Linked DNA regions of Homo sapiens: region 2 is linked to region 1. The links are chromatin loops, found by intact Hi-C in ENCODE. Cell type or tissue: Caco-2. All regions are shown on one strand. Region 1 overlaps B4GALT1 (beta-1,4-galactosyltransferase 1). Region 2 holds the start of APTX (aprataxin).

Region 1 (2,500 bases):
TCTTAATTTAGGCAGGGGAGGCATAATTGAACAGTGCTGAGGTCATCTAGGGGAACCAAAGTGTGTATTTATCCCCTTCCCTATCACTCCCCTCCCTCCTTCATTTCTTCCTTTCTTCTTTCAGAAACTCCAAGTTCATATCAAAATTCTCCAGCCCTGGTTTTATTTGGTTGTGTGAAAATTTTCCTCTAATTTCTGAAGCTATGCATTAGTTCTGCTGAGTAATCTTTAACTTGCTGCTTTATAATGATTATAATGAGATATCACTGGGTATTATGGTCTTTGGGTAGCAGCAGGGTAGGGATTTCCAGGCTGGGACTAAGCTAATTTATGGGTTGGGAATTATGGGGCAGTTAATAGCAAGGCAGTCCAAGCTTTCCACAGATTCCACCCTAGGGACCATCCAGACTTAAGGAACAGGGCCGGCAGGCTCATCCCCTTTGCACTCAGCTGGGCTATGGGTGTGTGTTTGTGAAAGAGGTTTATTCAGTAGTCATACCTGCTGATTTCCCTGCTATCTGTTTACCCAGTGCCTCCTGTACCTTGTTTCTTACTCTTTGTTCTCTGCTCTTACTATGAAGAAGCAGAGACTGGAATTCTGCTTGAACCCACATCTACCTGGAAATTCCAGTTTTTCTTGTCCAGTGGAGCAGCAATCCAGTTGTTTTAGGACAAATGGTCTGCCCTTGAAGCTTAAATCCTTTGAGGGCCTGGCATGGTGACAGTTTTACATTTGGCTTTGGTATAGACTGGTGTGGTCCCTGGGCAGTGAGGTCACTGTAAGGCCAGCCAGCCAGACCCTGGCTCCTAGGGGAATTAACAAGGCATGGGATTAGACTCACAGGGTCCCTCCTGTCCCTAAACTTGGTAGGGGTTCCTGGGAGCCAGACTGCGATTAAGATTGTAGAGACCTGAGACCTGAGTTGTAGGGGCCTCTGTGTTGATCTGGGCCATTGCCGGGTGAGCTGAGGCGGTCACTAGCTCAAGGAGTGATCTCAGGATATTGTTCTGTAAGTCAGAGACCTCCAGGTTGGAGAGTGGGGCTTGGGGGTGGGGGACAGGGTTTAGTGGGGAGCTGGTTCTGGGTGAATGTGGCCTAAAGGGATTTGTCCTTAGAAGACAGAGGGGTGAGTCACACACTCAGTGCTTCAGGTTCCACTTTGCGGCTTGGCCTCAGCCCGCCCCTTCCCTGCACAAATGAAGGCCAGGGGCTATATAATTGGCTGTTGCTGAATTCTTTGGCAGTGATTTTAAAGTCTGGTCTGGGTGTGTTATGTAGCTGCTTCTCTATCCACTCCCCACACCCGCTGCTTCTCCAGAGCCCCTCACAAAGCCCAGGCAGAGAGAGAGAGAGAGAGAGAGAGAATGACTTGCCTCACAGAGATGTTGGGGATAGGGATAGGGGTATGGGTCTTTGCTTTTGCCTTTTGAGGGGGGATAATCTCTTCCTTCATTTTAAAAGTAAAAAGTAATGCAGGCTCATTGAAAATAATTTGAAAAGTTGAAAGAGATATAAAAGCACACCCAAATTCCTATCACCCAAAAGAAACATACCGGCATATTTCCTACTAGTCTTTTTCATGTTTAAGAATATAGCTGATATATTTTTTTTTCTTTTTCTTTTTGAGACAGGGTTTTTGCTCTGTCACCCAGGCTGGAGTGCAGTGATCACGGCTCACTGCAGCCTCGACCTCTCGGGCTAAGCGATTCTCCCACTTCAGTCTCCCGAGTTGCTGGGACCACAGGTGCACACCGCCATGCCTGACTAATTTTTGTATTTTTTGTAGAGATGGGGTTTTGCCATGTTGCCTAGGCTGGTCTCGAACTCCAGAGCTCAAGTGATTCACCTGCCTTGGCCTCCCAAAGCGCTGGGATTATAGGTGTCAGTCACCACACCCAGTGTTATAGCTGTTGTCTTTATAGATGAACAGATAGATTGACATAGATTCATGTAGATAGCCTGGTGTTCAGCATTTTTCATTTAAGATTCTGTCACAGACTTGACCCTATACCTTTAAAAATCACAAAGGCAGTATCATAGTCTGTCAGCTGAATATGCCATAACTTAAAAAAATCATTCAACTGTTGCTGAACACACACATATACATATATAGTTTTTGTTTTTTCTTAGTGATGTAGTGATGCTTGTGCAGAAAGCTTTATGTACTTTTTGGATGGTTTCTGTAGGAGAGCTTTCTAAAAAAGGAAAAAAAGTGTTGAATGTTTTTTGAGAAGGGCTAGATTTTCAAGCCAGTCTTACAAAAGGATAGACTCATTGGAAATTCCAGATTTGCTTAGTGCTGGCAGATGAGTATCACTTATTGCTGAACAATGTGTCTAGAATTCTGATTAAAAAAGAAACTAGGTCCAGGAAGTGCCTGGGGGCAGGGGCAAAGGGCCAGGCTGCAGGATAGGCTCTTAGGATCTGGCTGAGCAGAAATCTGCTGTGAACAGAATCGGTGGGGGTGATGCTTTCTCAGTAACTTCTCCATTTGTTTCT
Region 2 (2,500 bases), 160 kb after region 1:
AAGTCTCTGCTTTTCCATGGAAGGAAACAATACTCCACCTTGATGAAGAATGTGACTCCTTAAATCTCAATTTTGTTAAAGAAAAGATTATTCAATGATACTTGCTGAAGCATGGTAAGGAAGACTTTATTCAGGAACTTCATGATAGGTATATAGAGCTCACTGCAACGGGGTTTTGCAGTGGAAGAGAGATTAGGCTCAACTCCAAACAGCAGCATGGGCAAGTGGGCATTTATGGCCAAGGAGCTGTGTAGGGGTCAGTGGATGGAAAATTACTAAGAGGAAACATCGGGGTAAAGGAGTTTCTGGCTAAATATACCTAACAGGATTCTTGCTGGAGACAGGCCAAGGTAATCAGACATCATCTGGGGGATAGTGGAGAATAAGGAACCTGATCAGATATTGAGAATAACCACATAAGGCGGGGTGGTGGTGGTGGTTCTTGGTAAACTGACTTAGCCAGGGTCTGTGCTAAAACTGGATTTTACAGGGAAGTGCACAGATGGGCCTAGCAGAAAATTCAGAAACCTAATTCAACCAAAGAATTTTTGCCAGTGTGTTGTACTTGAGAAAAATTATAAACTATACTTTTACCTCCGAGATAGGGATTGTTCCTTCTGCCAAAATGCCTTTGAATAACTGCAATATGATTCTTAGGGAACTTTCTGGAATTGCTGTAAAAAATCAGTACACGCATCTTATCCCTGCATCTTGCTTTTTTTCTCCCGGATTGCCCCTCAGTTCATTTAGTGTACACAGCACTACAAAAAACAGGTTTCCCTGCCTCTTACCGCTCCATTCTTTCCTCCCTGCACAAAGGAGAAAGCGGACTGTAGTTTAAAAAGCAAGTAGCAGTGCTACAGCAGGTTGTCTGCAGCAGGAGAGATGGCCTTAAAGGTTGTGAACGTCTCCTTATGGAGTATCGAGAAGCTGCACAGCCACCTAGAAACGTCCACAGAGGGATTGGGTCTGAAATGTCACCCAATTCAGAGACTGTGAGGCAGTGACAGGCGAGTGGCCCTCAGGCAGAGAGATGCTGAGAGAGCTGGTCCCCACAGGCATAACTTCCAGGATCCTCAGTTGGACCACGGCCCAGAGAGAACCCAATTGGGGCGGACGCTTTTTGATCTGGGAAGTGGGCAAGATTCTTTCAGCCAATCCGTTAGAGAGGTGCTGGTGACGTCACTGGTCGCGATACAGCCGGCCTCTGACGTCATCCCGCAGCGCCGGAAGCGGTGAGGCACAGATGAGTAACGTGAATTTGTCCGTCTCCGACTTCTGGAGGTAAGGCGGTCGTCAGCCTATCTCTTCTGCTGGCTGGGCTCAATGCCGCGGGTGAGCGTTCGGCCGAGGCTGCTCCTACCCTTGAGTGATGTGCCTTGAATGACGCTGCTTTCATGCGCTGCTCTCACGGCTGCTTTCTCCGTCCTCCCCTGTTACTACCTTGGGCTGTTTCAGCGGGCGCTCGCGTTGGTCTTCGACCCACTTTGCGTTTGTTCACGTGTGCTCCCGACACCTGTATGTACCTTGGTCGCAACACAAGCCGAAAAAATATTAGAGAATGGGCCCTGTCCAACCAAGGAGGCGGCCCAGCTTGTCGGGAAGGGCAGCGTTTCCGCCAGAAATGCTTCGTGAAAGGCACTTGAGGGACCTTAGCAGCATCCTCAACAGGCCTTGTAGGGAATGCCAGAAGAAGCAGTCCTTGGCCGGGCGGGGTGGCTCATGCCTGTAATCCCAGCACTTTGGGAGGCCGAGGCGGGCGGATCACCTGAGGTCGGGAGTTCCAGACCAGCCTGACCGACATGGAGAAACCCCGTCTCTACTAAAAATACAAAACTAGCCAGGTGTGGTGGCGCATGCCTGTAATCCCAGCTACTCGGGAGGGTGAGGCAGGAGACGTTCTTGAACCCGGGAGGCGGAGTTTGTGGTGAGCTGAGATCGCGCCATTGCACTCCAGCCTGGGCATGCCAAGAGCGAAACTCCGTCTCAAAAAAAAAAAAAAAAAGAAAAAAAAAAAAAGCCTTTCCCCATACATACCAGTGATAGTGGCTTAACAAAGCAGGGATAAAATTTCTATTTGGAATTGCTGTGATCTAGGTTTGGAACTTTTGGGGATTGTTCATATGTGAGACAATACAGATTTGTGCTCGTTCTTCTTAGTTACACAGTTATTACTTTCTTTTTTTCTTTTTCTTTTCTTTTCTTTTTTTTTTTTTTTTTTTTTTGAGACAGAGTCTCACTCTGTTACCCAGGCTGGAGAGCAACGGCGTGATCTCGCCTCACTGCAACCTCCGTCTCCCGGGTTCAAGCTATCTCTGCCTCAGCCTCCCAAGGAGCTGGGATTACAGGCGTGTGCCACGACGCCTGGCTAATTTTTTGTATTTTTAGTAGAGATGGGGTTTCACCATGTTGGCCAGGCTGGTCTCAAACTCCTGACCTCAGGTGATTCGCCCCCCTCGGCCTCCCAAAGTGTTGGGATTACAGGCGTGAGCCACTGTGC

Evidence for each region. A loop is a pair of places that touch in the nucleus more often than their neighbours do. Peaks named below come from ENCODE experiments on the same cell type or tissue, not always from the same donor. Only the 100,000 strongest peaks of a DNase experiment are listed, where the experiment ranks them.
Region 2: it touches region 1 in a loop (18-fold over the local background); 4 of 110 quality-filtered maps call a loop at or near these places.

Annotation. Positions count from the first base shown.
Region 1 is chr9:33,159,887-33,162,386 of GRCh38, reverse strand. All of the region lies in intron 1 of B4GALT1 (beta-1,4-galactosyltransferase 1), which reads left to right. Among named protein-coding and RNA genes, the nearest start is that of B4GALT1-AS1, 5.8 kb to the left of the region's middle. RefSeq lists enhancers at 283-1,277, 1,297-1,426. In Caco-2, no CTCF peak of the experiment used is centred here; DNase peaks (open chromatin) are centred at 536 and 1,166; H3K4me3 peaks cover 171 bases.
Region 2 is chr9:33,000,351-33,002,850 of GRCh38, reverse strand. APTX (aprataxin) reads left to right here and starts at 1,223. Exons shown (of 8, transcript NM_001195248.2): 1 at 1,223-1,284. It overlaps LOC124902140 (a long non-coding RNA gene), which reads right to left and starts at 1,074. Exons shown (of 2, transcript XR_007061454.1): 1 at 792-1,074; 2 at 106-674. RefSeq lists enhancers at 1,025-1,294, 1,054-1,666, 1,667-2,278 and a silencer at 1,765-1,824. In Caco-2, no CTCF peak of the experiment used is centred here; DNase peaks (open chromatin) are centred at 1,200 and 1,780; H3K4me3 peaks cover 1,948 bases.